2 separate regions of the Homo sapiens genome follow, and region 2 is linked to region 1. Evidence: read pairs that join two places in POLR2A ChIA-PET (ENCODE). Cell type or tissue: Caco-2. All regions are shown on one strand. Links, peaks and the distances in the headings refer to the core of each region. The heading gives the core; the rest is flanking DNA.

Evidence for each region. ChIA-PET counts read pairs that join two places held together with the same protein. Peaks named below come from ENCODE experiments on the same cell type or tissue, not always from the same donor. Only the 100,000 strongest peaks of a DNase experiment are listed, where the experiment ranks them.
Region 2: POLR2A ChIA-PET joins it to region 1 with 13 read pairs; 2 of 35 experiments call an interaction of 5 or more read pairs at or near these places.

What each region holds. Positions count from the first base shown.
Region 1 is chr6:73,636,722-73,649,137 of GRCh38, forward strand. It overlaps SLC17A5 (solute carrier family 17 member 5), which reads right to left. Exons shown (of 11, transcript NM_012434.5): 2 at 7,686-7,882; 3 at 4,970-5,203; 4 at 1,691-1,778. Among named protein-coding and RNA genes, the nearest start is that of SLC17A5, 11 kb to the right of the region's middle. RefSeq lists enhancers at 5,140-5,309, 5,548-5,717, 6,047-6,216, 6,826-6,995, 7,959-8,128 and 2 more. In Caco-2, for the core only: no CTCF peak of the experiment used is centred there; a DNase peak (open chromatin) is centred at 9,010; H3K4me3 peaks cover 806 bases.
Region 2 is chr6:73,338,969-73,350,996 of GRCh38, forward strand. No RefSeq gene overlaps it. Among named protein-coding and RNA genes, the nearest start is that of DPPA5, 9.3 kb to the right of the region's middle. RefSeq lists a silencer at 5,924-6,124 and enhancers at 9,013-9,517, 9,518-10,021, 10,022-10,526, 10,527-11,030. In Caco-2, for the core only: no CTCF peak of the experiment used is centred there; no DNase peak of the experiment used is centred there.

The DNA.
Region 1 (12,416 bases), core at 4,417-12,416:
AAGACTATTTTATAAACTTTGGAGAGAGAAACAAGGATAGGACAGACAAGTCTACTGCTTACAGAGGATGGGTAACAGGCTGGGCACAGTGGCTCATTCCTGTAATCCCTGCACTTTGGGAGGCTGATGTGGGTGGATCACCTGAGCCTAGGAGTTTGAGACCAGCCTGGGCAATATGGCAAACTCCTATCTGTACTAAAAATACAAAAATTATCTGGGTATGGTGGTGATGCACGCCTGTAGTACCAGCTACTTAGCTACTTGGGAGGTTGAGGTGGGACGATCGCTTCAGCTGTTGAGGCTGCAGTGAGGGGCGATTGTGCCACTGCCTTCCAGCCTGGAGTGAGACCCTGGCTCAAAAAAAAAAAAAAGGCTAAAATGTGGTCCCATAGAAACAAGATTAGAAAAAAGATATAGAGGTAGTATAACAGGACAAGCAAAGGAATGGAAGTAGTAAAGCAGAGAGTAGGCTTGGGAACTTCATTTGGGTAAAGGAAAGGAAAAGCAGATAAAGCTGGAAAAATAGGTTGGACAGTTGAACAGTTACTGAGTACCTACTCCATGCTAGGCACTATCTGCCAGAGATATAAGGCTAGCTGCAACAAAGTAGTGAAGACTGTAAAGAATCTTGCCCCTAGTTCAAGGAGTTTGGGATTTATTCAATAGGTAAAAGGGAACCTTAGATAGTACCTGTTCTTGAACCTATCATCAGATTTCTCATGTCAATCTCAACATAGCTGCAAGAATAATCTTCTTAAAATGTAATTGAATCATGCCTCTTAAAAAACAATCTACATTTTTTCCTGTAGCCTGTAAGACCTGATATAACCCGGCTCTTATCTCTTTCTCTAACCTCATCTTATGCCATCATCCTCCTTACTCACTGAGTTCTAGCCATCCAAGGTAGTTTTCCACTTCTTTTAACCCTTATGTTATTTCTTGCCTGAGTGCCCTCGTACATGCTGTTCTGATTGGCTGAAATGCTCTTCTCCCTGCATGAATGGTTTGTTCTTATCCTTCAGATTTTAGCTTAAAAGTACCACAGAGAGGCCTTTTCTCAACTACTGTATTTAAAAAGCAGTCCGGTGGAAAAATTTTAATTTAGTCAATGAAAGAAAGGCTAGAATTTCTTATGCAATCTGATAAAATTATAATTCACATATATAAAACTCATGTTATCTCACCTGTAGATCAAAATGATGGCAAATAAAGATGCAATAGAAAAAAGATGCATGAAGAGAGGGGTTGAGAATCATGATACATTCATTAGTTAATCAAAACAGAAATCACAATTTAAGGACAAAAACACTCAATTTTCTAGCTACTGGCCTTTTTTTTTCTTTTTTTTAAATAGCATCTCTAAACAAACAAAAATAAAATTTAAAACCCCCAAAAAAGTAAACAGAAAAAGAAAAAAAATAGCATCTCTATACCAATATCTGAAAACACAACATACTTTGAAATAGATGATGGCAGATGGGGAAAATGACATTAGTCAATTAAGCTGCATTACTATAAGTTGTTGAGCCAAAGAGAAAAATTGGTAATAAAGTTATACTACCGAAACTTAATGTTCTCCCCAAAGGGGCATCCAATCCAACATTGCATCGTTCTGGTATGCAGGCCCTTTTTCCCAAAGGTTGATATATACATAACATATTACAGCAAAATTTGGTAATTGTTATCTCACCTGCATATGAAATGCTAAGAAGTTTGCTTCTTTCAAGAGGGGGAGCCCAAGAAGACCACATGGCATGCATGGCTGGAAATGTAACACCCTGAGAGAAGGGAACATGATATTTCTGATGAAATGTAAGGTAGTTTTGTTAATGCTTTAAAGTAAGTTAAGTATTTTGCTACAAAAGCATTTTCTGGATAAGAATCAAACGAATCAGGTTCCATGAAATGAGAAATTTTTACAGTGTTAAGTGAAAATATCTTATAATGAAGTACTTTCAGAATTTGAGGCTGGGTGTGGTGGCTCATGCCTGTAATCCCAGCACTTTGGGAGGCCAAGGCAGGAGGATTGCTTGAGCCCAGGAGTTCGAGATCAGCCTGGGTAACGTAGTGAGACACCATCTCTTAAAAAAAAAAAGTAAAACTCCCCAAAGATTCATGGATTTTGGAACTGGTTTTAAGACAACAAGATAAGGGTTACAATAAATCTAAAATAATTGTACTGAGTGAGGACATAAAGGGATCTTGCTCAAGGTTAATTTTACTCATTCACTTTATTAATCACCTGAATGAAAGGGAATATTACTAACTTATAACTTTAAAAAATACTGAGCTAATATTTTGGGATACTGAAAAAAAATTCAAGCTGACAATCAACCAGAAAAACAGTCCTATTAAAAAAAGGATGAATTCAATTAGCATGTTTACAGCCTTTCTTCTTTTTTTTCCTGTGATAACAAGCCTAGTAGATGCCAATTACTGACACGGAGAGCTAACAGGATGTGGAAACAGGGAGTTTCATAGAGACTGGGTAAATGAGGAGATACCACAGGACAGTGAGAGAGAACGGCTCTCCTTGGACACTCTCTGTGTCACTTCAGAAAGATTAGTTAACCTCCCTGAACTTCAAGGCGGTTGCATAATTGTTGTAAAGATAAATGGTAACTAGTGCTATTATTAGTGGAGAGAAGAATAAATGTTTTAATACTTTGTACTTTCCGCTGACTCTTTCAAAAACAAAAACAAAAGGAATTAAAAAAAAGTAATACCAATGGAAGGCAAAGATGATTTAGGTACATTGCAAATCAATAAGAATCTATATGATGGAGCATCCACAGGATGAGTCATTATAGAAGAAAACTTGAGATGTTTGGAAATGCCCACAGAGATTATGTTGTAGAAAACTTTATTATAAAACCTAGGGACAATGTAGGTATATTTATGGTGAATCAGATGGTAGGAATGCAAGATAGTAATCTAAGTGTCCTTTATGAATGAGGAAATGCACCTGTGATACATATTGAAGGGATGAAGAAGGACGAGAGAACCTGAGTATAAATACAACTTAAATTCTATTTAGTTGTTGGCTGGACACGGTGGCTCATGCCTGTAATCCCAGCACTTTGGGAGGCGGAGGCAGGTGGATCACTTGATGCCAGAAGTTCGAGACCAGCCTGGCCAACATGGTGAAACCCCGCCTCTACTAAATATACAAAAATTAGCCAGGCATGGTGGCGCATGCCTGTAATCCCACCTACTTGGGAGGCTGAGGAAGGAGAATTGCTTGAACTCAGGAAGCGGAGGTTGCAGTGAGCCGAGATCATGCCACTGCACTCCAGCCTGGGCAACAGAGTGAGACTCCGTCTCAAAGACTAGAAAAAAATAAATAAATGAATAAATAAAATGTCACCTGAGATAACAGTGGTAATATGATCAATATGCCGTAATGTTAAATTAGTGGCATAAACTGGAAGTAAAATATGGGAATACATTCAGCAAGGAGATTGAATACTAGGATCAGAGAAAATATGCTAGATTTAAGTATATTTTACTTTGTCAAGAAGAACAGGAACCTGGTAATAGAGGAGTAATTTTAATTTTGTGATCAGGAAGGGTTTACTTAATGGACCTCTACTGATAAGAACAAAATAAAAACATTCAGATGAATGAAAAATCTTTTAATAGTACCTGGCAATTTCCAAAGTATTCTAGCAATCCTTATCACATATGAATTTTATATCTAATCTGTGACTGAAAACAGGGAAGGTATTTTAGTCCCAGTTTAAAAAATGATGGGACTGAGATCTAGAGATTAGAGCTTACCTAAGGTTTCACTGTTAGATACAATAGAGCTATTATTCAAACTCTGGTCCAGTGTTCATTCCAACAGCATGATACACTGCTACTTAAAATAATCTTCATCCTCTACACCAAGCCCAGTGGCCATTATCTTGCTTGAATTAAAGAAATGCAAGAGAGCAAAATACACCATTCCCTGGATTTCAGAGGTAGAAGTTCGAAGTTATAAAGGAAAAGTGAAAATTATTAAGTATGGGGGTACACATGATGAAATACAAAAGAAAAGTGGGAAGGAAAAGAAAGACAAGAATCAAAATTTTAAAAAATGATAAAACTATTAAGAGGAGGGAAATAAAAGAGGCAAAAATCAATAATACTTCTAAAAAGAGCAGAATCATAGAACTAAATTGAGATAGTTATATAAAATCATAAAATATTTGTCTCTAAGTTACAAGACCAGAAAAAATAAAAGAATAAGCGATAAAAAAGAAATTAAATGCAACTCAACAGTCTATTGTGTAAAATGTGCTTCAGACTTGGGCATCAATGATAGAGCAGAGTTTAACGGTGGCAAGAGCACAAGAGGTAAGGATGGTCAATCTTAACCATTTTTTTTTCTTTTGAGATGGAGACTTGCTGTCGTCCAGGCTGGAGTGCAGTGGCGCGATCTTGGCTCACTGCAACCTCTGCCTCCCGGGTTCAAGCAGTTCTCCCACTTCATCCTCCCGAGTAGCTGCAATTACAGGTGTGCACCACCATGCCCGGCTAATTTTTGTATTTTTAGTAGAGATGGGGTTTCACCTGTTGGCCAGGCTGGTCTCAAACTCCTAACCTCAAGTGATCCACCTACCTTGGCCTCCCAAAATGCTGGGATTACAGGCATGAGCCACCACGCCCGGACTATCTTAACCATTTATTAATGGTTTATTTTCTTCTCTCCTAAAGTATGAGCTATGAAGTCTCTTTTGGAAAAAAGTTTTCTCTGGTTTTTGAGTAAAGGTTCCAATTTCGGGGTGCTCCTACTAGAGACCTCATTTACCACAAACAAAATCTATTCAGGTAATTTTCTAGTTAGTCCTTTCTCTAAAAAATAAACCCCTGTTATCATCCAACGTTATTTTTTGGTTCATATTCATACCAAAGAATGACATCTTTAAGAAGAAGAGAAGGAGACACACGGTAAGAAGTAAAACAAGAGAGAAAAGAAAATTACCTCTCCTAGTCCTTCTAGTGCTCTGAGTACAATGAGTGGTCCAACTCCTAAATCTGCAGCAATGGGAGTGAACAGGGTGAGGACAGCAGTGCCAAGGATCCCAAATCCTAGCAGCATTTTCCCCCCTATTTTGCTGGCAACATATCCTCCAGGAATCTGTGTGATGATGTAGCCATAAAAAAAGGAACCGAGAATCCATCCTTGAGTTTCTGCATCCCATTGGTACTTCTTACCCTACAAAAATCAGAAAAGAATAAAACAATCCTTTAAGACCTTCACAGAGCAGCTCTTTTCTCTTACTGGCATGTAAGTACATATAAATGAGATTTTGAACCACTATTTTGGACTGAAGAACATGCAAACTTTCTAGTAGGTGGGTGAGTCATAACAATATAGATATACAGTATTTAGAAGTGAATGAAAAAGAACTGACAGTCGTAAACTTCAAGAAGGCTTGCAATTTTATAAAACTAGACTGCAGGATGAGCTGCCAGAAGCTTTATAATAACTATGACCAAGAAGGCTCACAAAAGAATCACAAAAAAGGCTTGGGTATCTCTGAGCCTACTATGGCTCGGGAGGCTGCCGCCCCCCCGGCCCTGCCTCCCCCTCCCAAAAAAAGAGTCACAGGCTTAATCCAGAAAGCTATTAAGCAGAAAACTGTAGTGGCTGAGCTAGGCTTTGGGAACCAGGCTTGGTTTTAATCCTAGCTCTATTACTTACCGAATGTGTGATCTGGGAAGAGGAAATGAAATAGGCACATAAAATAAGGCTTGATGTACAGTTAGTGTTCACTTAGTGCTGGCTATTAACATGCATAAATGTAGATATTAATAATATCTCCCCATTTCAGACGAAGCACTTAAACAAGCACATGGAACAATTCCAAAGAGCAAGAATTTAAATCAAGCCACAAACTTCATGTGAATAGAACCTGTGTTTTCATTAGTAACAGCACACAGCAAGGTACTAATGAAGATTTAGTGACTGATCTGAGTATCTGACATTTTTAATGCAGTGTAGCTGTATAACAAAGCCAACATGTCAAGAACCATTCCGGGATTTCTTTCTACTGCTGATATAAGGCAGATGAAGATAAGTAGCAGGGTCAACAAAAGCACTTTGCAAAGAAAAAGACACAAAGCAAACTCTTACTTTTCCTTATTTAGGGTACCAATTTGCAGTTTATCTGTGGAATTCTAGGATTTCATGTACATTCCAGCAGTATTGTCCCTGAAGGTCACAGGTTGGAGTGGAGAAAGTGAGTGATGTGTACCCAAATGTTACTCAGCAACATTATTAAAGTCAAATATAAAGATTTTCGGAGAGATTTATTTTGTTTAGAGAGAAACCCTCTTTCCTGCTTGAATGCTCTGCTTGTGAATGATAGAGGAGATTCATCTAAGTATGAACTAGTATCTTCGTGAGCACTGAAAATGGGTGAAAATTTATTTATTTATTTATTTATTTATTTTTAAATTTTTTTTTTGAGACGGAATCTCGCTGTGGCCCAGGCTGGAGTGCAGTGGCGCGATCTCGGCTCACTGCAGGCTCCACCCCTTGGGGTTCACACCATTCCCCCGCTTCAGCCTCCCGAGTAGCTGGGACCACAGGCGCCCACCACCTCGCCCGTCTAATTTTTTGTATTTTCAGTAGAGATGGGGTTTCACCATGTTAGCCAGGATGGTCTTGATCTCCTGACCTCGTGATCCATGTGCCTCGGCCTCCCAAAGTGCTGGGATTACAGGTGTGAGCCACCGCGCCCGGCCAAAAATTTATTATTTTTTATTTATTTATTTTTTTGAGACGAAGTCTTGCTCTTGTTGCCCAGGCTGGAGTGGAATGGCGTGATCTCGGCTCACTGCAAACTCCACCTCCCAGGTTCAAGCAATTCTCCTGCCTCAGCCTCCTGAGTAGCTGGGATTATAGGTGTGTGCTACCACGCCCAGCTAATTTTTGTATTTTTAGTAAAGACAGGGTTTCACCGTGTTGGCCAGGCTGGTCTCGAACTACTCACCTCAGGTGATCCACCTGCCTCAGCCTCCTAAAGTGCTGGGATTACAGGCATGAGTCACTGCACCCAGCCTGCAAATGTACTTCTAAAAAGAATACTAGCTTTTCTTTCTGTACTATCTCCTCGTGTGATAAGCAACATAAAATGAAGTATATATAACTTAATTATAAACAAATGATGAATACACATTTATTAATACCACTATAACATAAGGCAGGCAAAATGACTTATGTGGCTTAGGTTGGGCATGTGTACATTCAGAAAAGAATGTCCTAAGAAACTGGCCAGTTCTTGTTTTTCATCTTGCAACTGAGATTACCTAAACTCTCTTGCAGCTGTAACTCTATAAGTGATATAGGGTTATAAATAATACTCCTATAAAAGCTATTTAGAAAATTTAAAACAGTTTAATTTTCTGTTATATAAAACAGGTTTTTCCAAATTTTCTTTAAGCATGGTATGTTTATAGAGGGAATGGAAGAACTACTTTTCAAACAGATGAAGGTGTATTACGGCATAGCAGTAGTAGCTATAGTTACAAGTTATTGCCCAATCAGTTCCTGGGAAAACACAAAAAGAAAGTGATTCAGAGTATACACAAACAAAGTATAGTTTCTGTAGGATGAAAAAAGACCTTTTAATATTTTTACTTGCAAGTATTTTAGGATAATTAAAATTGTTTCCTTAAAAAATAGCACCTACCGTTTGATTATGATGAACTTTTATGGGAGCAGAATGCTCTGGACACGCCTTGGAAGTTCTATTATCTTCTAAAGTTGTATTTGAATCTACCATATCCACTAACGCAACACTCAGATTCACACGTAATGCATACACAATGAAGAAACCAAAAAAGGCCAAAATTGCTAAGTTGTAACGAGCAGAGCAGCACACTGGAGCTGAAATAAAGATTGGGGAAAATTTTTATTTATTTTTAAATTTTTATTTTTAGAGACAGGGTTTTGCCATGTTGCTTAGGCTGGTCTTGAACTCCTGGGCTCAAGCCATCCACCCACCTCAGCCTCCCAAAGTGCTGTGATTATAGGCATTGGCCACCATACCCGGCTGCTTTAATTAAAAAAGTTAATTACATGATATTGTCTAAATAATGAAAAAGGTTGCTTTTTAAAAGTACAAAAATAATTATGAAAAAATGTTAAAGAATATTCTTAGATTAAGCAAATCTAAGAAACATTTGTCAAAGATTAGCTGTTTCTCATATCTGTAGTTTTGGTAAAAATTTCACACATGAGAGCCTGAACTATAAAAAAGTTCATTAAAACATGGAGGTAGTAGTTTTATCACCTTTGCTGAGAAAAAGATCTATTCCAGATTCAAACTGAACCCCTACTCCTTGTCAGCTGGCAAAGATATACGGCATGAGAAAAGCAGGTAAGGAGGTTTAATGGCATTACTATTTCTGAAAAACTATCTGAAACATGGTCAATAAGTACTTGAGTACTTACAATGACATGATATATTACTGATTATGAGTTAGTAGCCATCTCATTGTTAAATGTAGCATAGCAAAAAAAATTTACTGCCAAGGGTAGGGCATGAAATTTCTCTTGATAAATTTCTTACCTCGAAGAGTATCCTCAAAGGCTGGGTTTGAATCAGAAGCCATGATTAATACTTAAAGCCATCGTAAACTAAATGCATTTAAGAATCTAGAAGCAAACTTGCAGAACCTATGACAGTTGCAGCATCTGTGACAGTTGCTCAGTAGTTATCAAGCGTAAAGGGCTCACAGTAAAAAGGGAAATCAGTGAATGTACCACCATGATTAAAAAAAAAGGATGCCGGGCACAGTGGCTCACGCCTGTAATCCCAGCACTTTGGGAAGCCGAGGCGGGCGGATCACCTGAGGTCAGGAGATCGAGACCATCCTGGCTAACTCGGTGAAACCCCGTCTCTACTAAAAATACAAAAAATTAGCCGGGCGTGGTCGCGGGCGCCTGTAGTCCCAGCTACTCGGGAGGCTGAGGCAGGAGAATGGCGTGAACCCGGGAGGCGGAGCTTGCAGCGAGAGGAGATCGCGCCACTGCACTCCAGCCTGGGCGACAGAGACAGAGACTCCGTCTCAAAAAAAAAAAAAAAAAAAAAAAGAATGCAGAGTAGGTTGGAGGAACCAATAAAAGGATCATGTGAGAGGAGGAGTTTGACCTATTTATTACTCTAACTGTGGGCTTATGCATAGTTTCTCTTTTTTCTTCTTTTATTGAGTTGCAGAATTGGAGAGGGATAGGATTCAGGATGCTGACTAAGGATAATCAACCTCTTAGTAACAAAGAGAAATTAGCTAATCCAGAGTCTGAACATCTTTAAGTTTAGTAAACTCTGAGTGGCTGATAAATACCTCTTTAAAGATATAAACATGTATTTCATTAAGCAATGACATATTAAAATTAAATGAAAATATGTGTGCTTTTATTTGGTAATGACACATCAACATCATATAAATGTGTGTATGTTTTTCCCCTACTTAAGAATCCTGGTGTTTTCATTAACCTAGCATCAAAGGAGAGAATATATTTTACAGAATACAAAAGTCTTGATACTGGCTCAGATGAACTGATTTAGACTGAAACATTAATGAATATGCACAACTATACTTAGGTTTATATTAATATATTATGATCCAACTCACTTTTCTGTATGCCCTCCTATGTTTAACAACTGCTATTATTTTTTTTTCCCTGTGTAAGATTAACTTCTTTTAACAGGAAACTTTTCATTTGGCATTCTTAAATCCTTTCTTCAGGGGTACAGCTATGAAATTTATGGTACCACTACCATAGTTAGATCCAGATCTGTAAGAACTGAATTTCTAAAGTTCTATTCACATTGTCTCTATTACTAGAATCTAGGCGAATTTGCTTTCTGCTGCAACCAAATGGGCAGTTGTCCAGTTAATGACGGTTTGGATATTGTGAGGCATGTTTTGTAAAAAAACACATTTTCTTTTTTCTTTCTTTTTTTTTTTAGAGACAGGGTCTTGCTCTGTTGCCCAAGCTGGAGTACAGTGGGTGATCATAACTTTCTGTAACCTCGAACCCCTGGACTCAAGTGATCCTCTCACCTCAGCCTCTTGAGTAGCTGGGACTAAAGGCATATGGCAGCATATCTGACTAATTTTTAAATTTTTACTTGTAGAGTCGGGGTCTCACTATTTTGCCCAGGCTGGTCTTGAACTTTTGGCCTCAAGCAATCCTCCCATCTCAGCCTCCCAAAGCACTGGAATTATAGACGTGAGCCACTGTGCCCAGCAGAACATGTTTTCTTTATCATTGCTCTGTGTCAGGTGATATTACCTAGAAGTCTGGATGGGGGACTCAAAAATCTAGCTAAATGTGTGCATTAAAATGTGTTACTTTGAGCAATTTGGAGCAAGAAAAACCCAGATTTATGTACTATGTCTGTTTTGTCAATGCAGCATTTAAAAAGATCATTACCTATTTCAGCAAAGGAGTGATGAGATGTGATTTATGGTTTAAAAAGCTTATCTGGTTGATGGTTTAAAGAGCTCATCTGGACCCTGCATGGAGACTATAGAAAGGAGAAGTGTGAAGGGTGTAAGGAATGTACAGTCAGGGAGATCACTTAAAGGACTACTGTAGCTTTCCAGCTAAGAGATGAAGGTGGCTTAAACTACAGTGAAAGCAGCAGTGAAGAAAAATGGGCAGATCTGAGATGTTTAAAGGCAGAATTAACAGGCCTTGCCCAAATGTTAGATGTGGGAGTAAGTGAAGGGGAGGGATGAAGTTATTAGTAATTCTCTTACTCTAAAAAACTCTATTTTATGCTACTGTAATTTGTAATGTTATTACTTCATTCTATCCTTATTTGCAGTTATCTTATTTTACTGTACATTATTAGTTTTCCCTAAGTGATGCTTTATTGGGACTATGATATACCTTATCATGTGAATTACAAGGGGCTAGAATGTTGAGAAATGAAAGAAAGGTAAGTAAAATGATTTCAAATTACTCGTGGTATTACTTGGAAATCTGACCTACAAGTTATAGATCAGGCAACTTTAACTTTTGGATGCATAGTCAGTAATTAGAAAATAAAAAGCGGCCAGGCACGGTGGCTCACGCCTGTAATCCCAGCACTTTGGGAGGACGAAGCGGGTGGATCACCTGAGGTCAGGAGTTTGTAGACCAGCCTGGCCAACAAGGTGAAACCCCGTCTCTACTAAAAATACAAAAATTAGCCGGGCGTGGTGGCAGGCACTTGTAATCCCAGCTACTCGGGAGGTTGAGGCAGGAGACTCGCTTGAACCTGGGAGGTGGAGGTTGCAGTGAGCCGAGATCACGCCATCGCACTCCAGCCTGGGGGACAAGAGCGAGACTTCGTCTCAAAAAAAAAAGAAAATAAAAAGCCAACTCAGGTGTCACAAAGTATATTACTATGAGATTCTAAGAAATATTAAAAATAAACAATTACTAGCTAATAAAATGGTTGCTGATTACAAATATATTCAATCAGAAAATTTTTATTTCAAGAAGGTATAGCAGTAAAGAAAAACATGCCTGGGAATGTGAATATTCTTTGAAATTGATCCAACAAAAGCATGCTTGCATGACCAAGAGAGAGAACATCCATTGAGCATCAAGTTCAAAGCAAAATCATGCTTGCATAAGGAACATGGCACCCATCAAAAACAAACATCAGCTTCTAAAATGTGTTTTAAACTTAGGAATGTGTGTGGGTGTAACTGAAAGTACACAGGCTAATTTAGAGTGGGACCTGGGAATGAATCTGTTTCTGATTTTTCACTGGCTGTGTGCTTTTGTAGAAATTACTTACTAGTTTTCATTCTCAGGTTTCTTAGCTATAATATGTAGAGACCACCATCTACCCACTGGGCTGCATGGGGATTAAATGAAATACTGCAAGACATTATAGCAGGCACTTAGTAAAAAGGATTTCTTCCTCCTTTTTATCTGGAGAAAGTTATGCCAATAAGACAAAGTACTATGTACGTATATATAAAAAGGAACAAAAGAGGCACATTAATCTGATGGAGGGGACAGTGGAGACAGTCAGAGAAGGCCTCTTGGAGAAGTCTCTTCAAGGAGCAGGAAGTCACCAGTAGGGACAGATGGAACAATCCAAGCAAAAGCAGCAGCATGTACAGAGGTATGGAAATGAGACAGATAAACATAGGGAGAGCAGGACATTCTAAATGATCTGCAGTATCTAGATTATGTATTGTAGTAACTCTAAGAACTAACACTATTGAGTGGGATAGTGGGTATTAAGTTTAATAACATAAAATAATATATAATTTTTTTTTTTTTTGGAGATGGAGTCTTTCTCTGTCTCCCAGGCTGGAGTGCAGTGGCACAATCTCAGCTCACTGCAACCTCCATCTTCCAGGTTCAAGCAATTCTCCTGCCTCAGCCTCCCGAGTAGCTGGGACTA
Region 2 (12,028 bases), core at 2,050-10,049, 300 kb before region 1:
ACAAATAGCCAATATTCCTCTCCATACACAAAATCCTCTGGGACAGTAAAAGATCTTAGTAATATCTACAAAGTACCAAATAACAATAAAAAATATTCCTATAAAAGCCCTGTAATAGAATGTTAAAATAGAGCTCTTTGTAGTTTAGCCTGAGGCCCCAAATCTAAGAAAAATAGATCCAAATACCCACACATTCTATTAGAGGAAGCTAGAGCATCGATGGAGGGCTTGCAAAGGGCTTGCTTGGCAAAAATCCAGCTCTACCAGCATTAGCCCATCACCCAACTCCAGTCTATGTACAGAAGGCTAAAATTTTAATGAGACAGTAAGGATTTCTTTAGAAAGATTGTGTTCACTCCCATGAGAGAGGCAAGGGATACTTCCCCAACCTCCTCCCAAGCTAAGAGAGGGGTCTTCAGAACTACCAAGATATTTTGTTCTGTGTCCTCTAGAATTGATGGATCACAGAGTCTAGTAAATAGCTGATACCTGAAATAGTCTACAGGCAAAAGGCTGGCCAGCTGCCCCAGTGGCAAAGCAAGGGGAGGTGACTAGAGTGGAATAGGCGGTGCTTCCCCTGCCGGTGGGCAAAAGTGCATGGCCTAGAGAAGAGAGCCAGCGTGAGTCATCCTGAGAAGAAGTCAGCCCAAAGAATTCCAAGGAGAGCATACATCCACTCCAGCTTTTGCAGTCCTCTTAGGAGGTCTTCAGAGATCCCTCTACCAGGGCCCTCTAACAGCAGGTTACCATCAAGAGTGAAGAGACCTCAGATTGAGTGGTCATTTATGATGCCCTCTATCCCCTGGCTGATATGAAACTGTGCTGGACATTTTCGTTTCTGAAAGTGAACCCCACACCCCCTACCCCTACACACACACACAAAAAAGGCTGTGAAACCTCGTTGAGATTTCATTTAGGAGATGTGGAAGAGTAATTTGACTGAGCAAATTGAATGGTGAATAGTGAGATTTGTTTTGTTTTGTTTTGTTTTTTTGCATGCACTGAGCCAAATCCAACTCAATAAAAACTAGTTACACTGGTAATACCTATTAGATACAAAAACAAAACTTGTTTAACGTGTCACTAGGCCATTTTGTAATTTTGTGAACATCATAGAGTATACTAACATAAACTTAGATGGTATAAACTGCTACAACCCAGTCTATACGGTGTAGCCTATTGCTCCTAGTCTACAAACCTTTACAGCATGTTATCATACTGAATACTGTAGGCAATTGTATGCATTCCATCATTGACTGAATCATCCTTACACGGCAGTGCATGACTGTGTTTGAGTGCTTAACCACCTGCCAGATGCCTTTCTAAGCCTTTAACATATTAACTCCTTTGATCTTCACAACTTCAGGAGGTACTACAATTATTACCCTTATTTTCAGATGGAGAAACAAAAACACAAAGAGTGTATCTAAGGACATACAGCTACTAAGTTTTCATAATGCTCAGCCACTTCCTTGTAGATAGAACAAGCAAAGAAAGCTCCCCTTCTCCACAAACACAACCCAGAGCAATTCTTTTCCTTATTAGATTCATGTTTGTATCATTTAAACAAGACCTGGGCAGGTGCGGTGGCTCAAGCACATAATCCCAGCACTTTGGGAGGCCAAGGCAGGTGGATCACCTGAGGTCAGGAGTTCAAGACCAGCCTGCCCAACATGGTGAAACCCCATCTCTACTAAAAATACAAAACTTAGCTGGGCGTGGTGGTGGGTGCCTGTAATCCCAGCTACTAGGGAGGCTGAGGCAGAAGAATCGCTTGAACCTGGAAGGCAGAGGTTGCAGTGAGCCGACACCAAGCTACTGCACTCCAGCCTGGGCGACAGGGTAAGACCTTGTCTCAAAAAAAAAAAAAAAAACAAGACCTATGCTGATGAATGTAGAACACTTCTTGTGTTCTCTTAACCTCCAAGGTAGAAAGGAGGCAAGAGTCACATTAACTGAATTCACTTATTTTTAAGCCAGTGGCTCTCAATCTTTAGTGTGCATCAGAATCACCTGGAGGACCTGTTAAACCATGGGTTACTAGGACCCACCCAAGAATTTCTGACTCAGTAGGTCTGAGGTGGATCTGAGAATCTGAATTTTTGTTTTTTTGTTTTGTTTTGTTTTGTTTTTGAGACGTTGTCTCACTCTGTTGCCTGGCTGGAGTGAAGTGGAGCAATCTGCCTCACTGCAGCCTCTGCCTCCCAGGTTCAAGCAATTCTCCTGCCTCAGCCTCCTGAGTAGCTGAGATTATAGGTGCCTGCTACCATGCCTGGCAAATTTTTTTATTTGTGGTAGAGACAGGGTTTCACCATGTTGACCAAGCTGGTCTCTAACTCCTAACCTCAAGTGAGGTCTTTCCAAAGTGCTGGGATTACAGGTGGGAGCCACCATGCCTGGCCTGAGAATCTGTGTTTCTAACAAGTCCTCAGATGATGCTGGTCAAGGGGCCACTTTGAGAATGACGGTATTAGGACCCTTAACTTCCTCAACTTCAGTTTTCTCACTGATAAAATGGGCATAACAATAGTGATGTTGTGTCTATTAATGGAGACATGGAAGAGGAAGTGCTTAGTTAATTGTACAGCTATAGAGGAACATGGTTAGCAATTACTATTATTGCACATTTGACTTTAAGAGTGAATGCTAGGCCAGACTCAGAGGCTCACACCTGTAATCCCAGGACTTTGGGAGGCCAAAGCAGGCAGATCATTTGAGGTAAGGAGTTTGACACCAGCCTGGCCAGCATGGTGAAACCCCATCTCTACTAAAAATACAAAAATTAGCTGGGCCTGGCAACCTATGCCTAGTCCCAACTACTCACGAGGCTGAGGCAGGAGAATCGCTTGAATCCAGGAGGCAGGGGTTGCGGTGAGCTGAGATCTTGCCACTGCACTCCAGCCTGGGGACAGAGTGAGACTCTGTCTCACCAAAAAAAAAAAAAAAAAAAAAAAAGCCGGGTACGGTGGCTCACATCTGTAATCCTAGCACTTTGGGAGGCTGAGGTGGGTGTATCACCTGAGGTCAGGAGGTCGAGACCAGCCTGGCCAACATGGTAAAACCCCATCTCTACTAAAAATACAAAAGTTAGCCGGGCATGGTGGCGGGTGCCTATAATCCCAGCTACTCAGGAGACTGAGGCAGGAGATCACTTGAACCCAGGAGGCAGAGCTTGCAGTGAGCCAAGATCACACCACTTGACTCCAGCCTGGGCAAAAGGGCAAAACTCCGTCAAAAAAAAAAAAGAAAAAAAGAAAAAGAAAGAGAGAGAGAGAAAGCAAGCAAGCAAGCAAGAAAGAACGGAAAAGAGAGGGAAGGGGAGGGGAGGGGAGGGGAGGGAAGGGAAGGGAAGGGAAGGGAAGGGAAGGGAAGGGAAGGGAAGGGAAGGGAAGGGAGCTGATGCTGCGCTACGGTAAGTGTAGATGTTTGATCTTTCAGACCTTACCATAGCAATCCATATTCAAATATGTGGGCATAAGGAGGGACTCAATATCATATGGAATGAAGGGAAGACCATCTTCACGTGTTAACTCCTCATCCAATCTGCCAATACAATAAATTTTCTTATATATCTTGCCAAGAATAAGAATGTTTCCCACACATACATACACACACTGGAGTTTCACTGTATACAAATTGTTGTTGTTGTTATTGTTGAGATGGAGTTTTGCTCTTGTCACCCAGGCTGGAGTGGAATGGCATGATCTCAGCTCACTGCAACCTCCGCCTCCCAAGTAGCTGGGATTACAGGTGCCCGCCACCACACCTGGCTAATTTTTTGTATTTTTAGTAGAGATGGGGTTTTGCCATGTTAGGCAGGCTGGTCTCGAACTCCCAACCTCAGGTGATCCGCCCGCCTTGGCCTCCCAAAGTGCTGGGATTACAGGCATGAGCCACCGCACCTGGCCCACTGTATATAAATTTAACTGATCCAAAGATCAGCGAGAATTCCTTTCAGCTACCCAAAGTGTGAATATCCCACTGGGCTGATAGATGATAGATGCACCTGAAAGCAATAACTGTGATATATGTTGTATGGCAGACAAACCTGAGAGCAGTAACTTAAGAAATGAAAGTTGCCATGTAGCACTTGCTGCCAGGTGGGTGCTAAATGAAGAAGCTATATAAACGGCATGCTTTTTGCAAATGGTTGTTGTTCTCCTGTCCAGTCCACTGTCACTGGACTGTCCCTGTCTATAAGTTCCCCCTAATAAAACCCTATGTCTCCTCCACTGGCTCCAGGTCTCTTCTTTGACTTCTTGAACCTGGTGCCATCCTTACTGAAGTTAATAGGGGTCTGGCACTACAGCTGACTGTTGGAGATATATATTATTCCAAAACCTAGGCATTAAATGCAGGCAAATTAATTCATATCATGTTCAACTTTTAGAGAAATATCTAGCTATGACTAATCATGAGGAATTTTGTACTCACTGTATTTTTGCACTAATTTTTGTACTAACTATATTTGGCACTTTTAAGCTAAAGCCCCTTAAAAATGCAAGTAGGTGGTATCTCCCTTTATATCCTGCACACAAGATTACATTTGTTAAACTGCTGTGTCAGAAAGTTCTCCACATTGAGCCAGAATCTGCATCCACAAACTTCCAAACACTAGAACTTATTTTGCCTTCTAAAATATCACAGAATAGTTCATCTTTTGTTGATGATAAAGCCTTCAAGATGTTAGACAGATGCCTTCTCTCACTGCACCCTAATCCTCCTTCATTCATCTTATGACATTATCTTAAAAAATTATGCTTACTGTTAAAGAAAATAATTCAAAATTAGTAAGCTTGCTTTTAGTTAAATAAAACAACTAATTTCCCTTCTTCAGGACATACTGAAGTTTTGCATGAAGGACATGACCCCTCAATCCTATTTACATTACCAAATGACTTGCTGGTAGATAATCATATCTGAATTCAAAAGACTAAAAAGTTTCTCTTTGGAGTAAAAATTAAAGAAACAAGAATTACCTCAAAAAGTTCCCCACACTCCTGGCCCTTCTCTCTAACCCAGAGATCTGTGAACTACATTTTTTTCTTTCACACGCAGCACCCCTAGGCCATGCAACAAGTATTTGAACAAAAAGGAACCACTTCAGAAACTAGAAATGGGACCTTCAGAACCATGTGGGCTGAGAACCAGCCCTAGCTTTAGCCCTCAGCCTCCCAAATGTTCAAACCAAAATATGATAGCCATTACAAATAAGGCTGCAAAGGACATTCTTTATAAAACAATTCCTAGAAGGTTGGTTTTTTTGGGCGTTTTGTTTTTGTCTTTGTTTTTTTTTGTTTGTTTGTTTTTTTCATTATCTCAGCTCATTGCAACCTCCCATTTCCCAGGTTCAACTGATTCTCCTGCCTCAGGCTCCCGAGTAGCTGGGACTACAGGCATACACCACCACACCTGGCTAATTTTCATATTTTTAGTAGAGATGGGGTTTTGCCATATTGGCCAGGCTGGTCTTGAACTCCAGACCTCAAGTGATCCGCTCTCCCCGGCCTCCGAAAGTGCTGAGATTACAGGCGTGAACCACGGTGCTTGGTCTCCTAGAAGTTATCTTGAATTGTAGTGTTGAGATGCAGAATATCAGGAACTTTTTCCAAATGGCATTGGTTTAAATGTCTGCCAAACTCACAGGTGAAAAAATGCATTTAATTGTGTCGGTGTACATTTCTAAGCTAGAGGCTGAATACTTTCTCTCAGAAGCATGTGGGTTATTTGCATTTCTTCATTTGCTGATTGTTCTGTTATGATATACTTACTGAGGATGAGCGCGGTGGCTCAACGCCTGTAATCCCAACATTTTGGGAGGCCAAGGTGGGCAGATTAGCTGAAGTCAGGAATTTGAGACCAGCCTGGCCAACATGGTAAAACTCTGTCTCTACTAAAAATACAAAAATTAGTTGGGTGTGGTGACATGTGCCTGTAGTCTCAGCTACTCAGGAGACTGAGGCAGGAGAATCACTTGAACCAGGAGACAGGGAGGTTGCAGTGAGCCAAGACTGAGCCACTGCACTCCAGCCTGGATGACAGAGCAAGATTCTGAAGAAAAAAAAAAAAAGAAAAAAGATATACTTCCTGAATTTTTTTGAGATGGAGTTTTGCTCTTGTTGCCCTGGCTGGAGTGCAATGGCGCTATCTCAGCTCACCGCAACCTCTGCCTCCTGGGTTCAAGCAATTCTCCTGCCTCAGCCTCCCAAGTAGCTGGGATTACAGGCATGTGCCACCATGCCCGGCTAATTTTGTATTTTTTAGTAGAGAGGGGGGTTTCTCCATGTTGGTCAGGCTGGTCTCGAACTCCTGACTTCAGGTGATCCGCCTGCCTCAGCCTCCCAAAGTGCTGGGGATTACAGACGTGAGCCACCTCGCTGGGCCTACTTACTGATTTGTGAGAATTATTTAACTACTCATGTATTAGCCACTTGCTCGTCCTTATATTGCTGATTTGCCCCTCACCCCACCTCATTTTGACTTTTTTAAAAGAATAGAGGCCAGGCACGGTGGCTTACACCTATAATCTCAGCACTTTGAGAGGCTAAGGTAGGCAGATTGCCGGAGGTCAGGAGTTCGAGACCAACCTGGCCAACATGGTGAAACCCCACCTCTACTAAAAATACAAAAATTAGCTGGGCGTGATGACACACACCTGTAATCCCAGCTACTCAGGAGGCTGAGGCAGGAGAATCGCTTGAACTGGGAGGTGGAGGTTGCTGTGAGCTGAGATTGTGCCACTGCCCTCCAGCCTGGGCAGCAGAGTGAGACTCCATCTCAAAAACATTAAAAATATAAAAAAAGAATGGGACTTTCCAATTTTTTTAGCTCCCTGATCTAGTATTATTTTGATTTATGATTTCTGCCTTTGATGTTGGGTTTACAGAAGCCTGATTATATAATTTATTATTTAAATATTTTTTTCTACCAGGTTTTTTTTTTTTTTTTTGAGACAGAGTCTTGCATTGTCATCCAGGCTGGAGTGCAGTGGCGCCATCTCAGCTCACTGCAAGCTCCGCCTCCCGGGTTCATGCCATTCTCCTGCCTCAGCCTCCCGAGTAGCTGGGACTACAGGTGCCCGCCACCACGCCAGGCTAGTTTTTTGTATTTTTAGTAGAGAAGGGCTTTCACCGTGTTAGCCAGGATGGTCTCGATCTCCTGACCTTGTGATCTGCCTGCCTCGACCTCCCAAAGTGGTGGGATTACAGGCGTGAGCCACTGCGCCCAGCCTTTTCTACCAGTTCTTACATTTACATTTTTAATTTATTTTTTAATTTATTTTTTAGAGACAGGCTCTTGCTCCATCACCCAGGCTGGAGTGCAGTGGTACAATCAGAGCTGACTGCCAGCTTCCAACTCCCGGGCTCAAGCAATCCTCCCACCTATCTCAGCTTTCCTGAGCAGCTGGTACTACAGGCATGTTCCACCACACCCAGCTAATTTCTTAATTTTTGTAGAGATCGCGTCTTGCTATGCTGCCCAGGCTGGTCTAGAACTCGTGGCCTCAAGCAATCCTTCCACCTTGGCCTCCCAAAGTGCTGAGATTACAGATGTGAGCCACAATTTTATTTTTAGTTTACAACAGGAACCTGGGGGTAGGGGGGTAAATCAAATAATCCTAAGTAATCATTAATCTTGGAAAATCAAGTTATAGGGCTTGAGTGAGAAGTGCCATCCTAACCAACCAACATCTTCTCATCACCCAGATGTCAGTAGGCTCTGCCAGCCTACCCCACCCACAAAATCACCATCCTGAACATGGGATAGCCCCTGACCCCAGCACTTGATTATCTGTATTCTTTAAAAGACAGATGGGTCTGGGACTCTTCTCATCAAAATTTACTAAAGCTTCAAAAAGAGATAAATTGTCTATCTGTTCCTCTTTTTAGTTCTTTTCCCTCCCACAGACCCCAAGCCCTATTTTCTTTTGCCCTAATACTCCTGTTTCTTTTGCCCTACTTGTCCCCATTAAATTCCCATGCCTGTGAAAGAAGTTTAGGCTAGGAGCCCTATGTTGCACATTTTCTTCTCCTTTTATAGTGGTACAATGAAATATTACAGTCATCTCTCCCTATCTGAGAGATTTGTTTCAGCACCCCCTCTCCCATACCAAAATCCACAGATGTTCAAGTTCTTAATGTAAAATGACATGTTTACATATAACCTATAAACATCCTCCCCTATACTTTTTAATAATCTCTAGATTACTAACAATACAAATGCTATGTAAATAGTTACATTGTATTGGGGTTTATTTGTATCTTTACTGTTGCATTGTTATTGTTTTCTTTCTGAATATTTTTGATGGGAGGTTGGTTGAATCCGTGGTTGCAGAACAGCGGATACAAAGGTTTGATCGTAGTTAATTTGGCTCTTTTGTTTTGTTTTACAGTACTGCTCCTTGCAGAACAGGGCTAACTCATGGGCAGTGATCCCAGGGTCAGCTAATTTGGCATTTTCATGAGGGTAAATCTTATCTATCCCCAATGCAACAATATTTAGACTGTTGAAGCTAGAAGGAAAAGAGGAATCCCATGAAACTAAGACCAGCTTTTGAGAATTGGAGTGAAGTTTGGAAAACCTGGTCCTTCCCTTTCTGCAGCAGAGATTGCAAAATGGCTACAAGACTTGGTGCAGCAGCCCCTCTCTGGACAAATTCCAACGCTGGAATTCTAGTGCCATACAGATAACTCCTCGAAAAAAATATTTCTGCCTCTGATTAGTTACCATACAATTTAATATTCCAAATTTCTTTCATGTAAGTAACACCCCAGACACTTGTTTTCTGAAAATAGTCTCTGAAATCCTGAAAATGTTCGTGGGCCACATTGTCATTTTTGTTTTCTTCCTAAAACACCACTCCTGAGTATGTAGCAAAGCAGACACTCAACAAATATATATTTAAATTTTTTCTTTTTTTTTTTTTTTTTTTTTTTGAGGAGTCTAGCTGTGTCGCCCATGCTAGAGCACAGTGGCGCAATCTTGGCTTACCACAACCTCTGCCTCCTAGGTTCAAGCAATTCTCCTGCCTCAGCCTCCCGAGTAGCTGGGATTACAGGCGCCCTCCACCACACCCAGCTTTTTTCTATTTTTAGTAGAGACGGGGTTTCACTATGTTGGTTAGGCTGGTCTCGAACTCCTGACCTCGTGATCCGCCCACCTCAGCCTCCCAAAGTGCTGGAATTACAGACGTGAGCCACCGCGCCCGACCTTCAACAAATATTTCAATAATGCCATTCAACAAATGAGTCGATGGGAACAGTGGAGAGACAGGGCAGAGCCATTAGAGAAGAATCAGAATCCAAACTGATCCTAGGATCCTAGCTGCCAGGGACAGGGAAACAGCTTATCTGAGTGGTTCCGGGTGGTTCCATAGTCACCTCCTGCTCAAAACCTTTGGATGGGTTACCTTTGCTCTCTGCAAGGTCTGCGAGGCCCCGGGGGGAACTGCCTCGCTCCCGTTCCGGCCATGCCCCAGCCGGCTCAACCTTCTGGCCTAGCCACCATCCTGTTCCCAGGGCTGCACTTCCCTTCCTCCTCGCCTGGCTCACTGCTGCCGGTCACTCAGATCTCACCCAAGGTGACTTCCTTGGGGGACCGTCCCTGACCTCCCTGCCCAGGTCTAGTCTCCAACATTTCAGCCTCCCAGCACAGCACCGGTGTTCATTTCTCGGATTCTTACATCCATGTGGCTCCTAACCAGACCGGAAGCTCCCGGAGGGCCCGCCTGTCTACAGAGGTTGGGAGACTTGCTCCAGACCACCCTGCAGGTGGCTTCAGTCCCAGGAGACCTAACAGCGCCTGCCTCGGAGCCCACTTGGGAATGAGTTGGGCATAGGTGACCCCGCGGGGCCCTGCGAGGAACACCCACACCCACTCTGGCTTCCCCTCTCCCGCTCTATCAGCCCACCCAAAGGGTAAAAAGTCTCATAGGGCCCGGAAGGGCGCGGTGGCTCACGCCTGTAGTCCCAGCATTCTGGGAGGCCGAGGCGGGCGGATCACCTGAGGTTAGGAGTTGGAGACCATCCTAGCCAACATGGCAAAACCCGGTCTCTACTCAAAATACAAAAATTAGCCGGGCACGCCGGCGCGCGCCTGTAATCCCAGCTACCTGGGAGGCTGCGCAAGAGAATCGCTTGAACCCGGGTGTTGGAGGTTGCAGTGAGCCGAGATCGTGCCACTGCACTACAGCCTGGCAACAGAGTGAGACTCCGTCGCAAAAAATAAATTAAAAATAAAAACATTTCATAGGGCCCCCAAAGAAATCACGTATACATTTAAATGTAAGACATAAATACCGGGAGGTGGTGTGATTGGTGGGATCTCAATTTCCTTAAATGGACAATGAGAATATTTTGAGAATTCAGTTAATAAAAGAGCCCAGCTTCTAGCCCCGCGGAGCTAGAAGCTCTCAATCAGCGTTAGCTATTGTTATTATTATTAGCCACTTTAGGGTTGGAGGATTACACTTGATTGGGTGTTTATCGCTTGTTATTTAAAGGCTTTCTTGGACTAAGCACTTGTTTTATCTCCTCTCCAAAACTCTTCCATCCCATTGTCAGACCCTCCTTAGGGCAGACCCCTCTCATCTGCATTACAAGAAAGCTTGAGGTTTCCTGTAATTGTCGCACTTAACCTTGGTGGAAAGCTGATCACCAGCTGCAAACTCAAAGAAAGAAATCCGCTCCAAGGCAAACCACCTTCAGACTTTTACTTCCAAAATTTTACCTATGAATTTTCTTAAAGTATTTTATTGCTGTTATTTTTGGTTTGGGGGATTGGGAAAGGGGAGCTGAAAAATTTTCAGTCCAGGACTTGCATGGAATTTATGGCAGATTCTTAAATTTCCCTCTTTTGCTACCATAATTGATACCTACTCAAAGTTTTCTGCATTTAGAAACTCTGCCTTTAAGAGGGAACTCTAGGCCAGGCACGGTGTCTCATACCTGTACGCTCAGAGCTTTGGGAAGCCAAAGCAGGTGGATCGCTTAAGATATTGAGTTCAATACCAGCCTGGCCAACATGGTGAAAACCCATGTCTACTACAAATACTGAAGAAAAAAAAAAAAAAAAAAAAGCTGGACATGGTGGTGCATGCCTGTGATCCCAGCTACTGGGGAGGCTGAGGCAAGAGAATCACTTGAACCTGGGAGGCAGAGGCTGCAGTGAGCCGAGATCATGCCACTGCATTCCAGCTGAGTGACAGAGACTCTGTTTCCAAAAAAAAAAAAGAGAGAGAGAGAAAGAATTCTAGACTTAAAGGACAAGGCTGTTAGTTTTATGTGCTTGATTTACACTGCAGAATTGGGGTTTCAAAAGTATCTGGTCTACATTCCCACATAGAGTCTTTCATGGCCAACTGATTCTCTGAAGGGTGCACTAGATGAGGGTCATCTGAGGGTGCTAACAACCAACTGTTAGTCCATAAAGCAAATTCAAGCTATCAGCACAAAAGACAGGGAAACTTCATCAGATTCAACAAAAAAGGGTGAGGCAATGGGGAAATAGGCAATCTCTATGATAATATTTAGCAAAATTATGTTTTTCCCCTTTGGACCAGCAATTCTCCCTCTGGGAATTTAACCTACAGACATACTACTGGCAGACTTGCAAAACAGTGGTATTGTTTTGGGCACAGTGGCTCACACCGTTAATTCCAGCACTTTGGGAGGCCAAGGCGGGTGGATCACCCGAGGTCAGGAGTTGGAGACCAGTCTGGCCAATATGGTGAAACTCCATCTCTACTAAAAATACAAAATTAGCAGGGCGTAGTGGCCCACACCTGTGATCCCACCTACTCAGATGGCTGAGGGAGGAGAATCGCTTGAATCCAGGAGGCAGAGGTTGCAGTGAGCCAAGATCACGCCATTACACTGCAGCCTGTGACAAAAGCAAAACTGTCTCAAAAAAAAAAAAAAAAGTTATTCAAAGTATTCATCTCATCTTTGTAAAAGCAAAAGATTGGGAATAAACTCAAAAGTCATTTTGTAGAGAATTAAATTGAATAATACCCAGCTGTAAAGGAGGG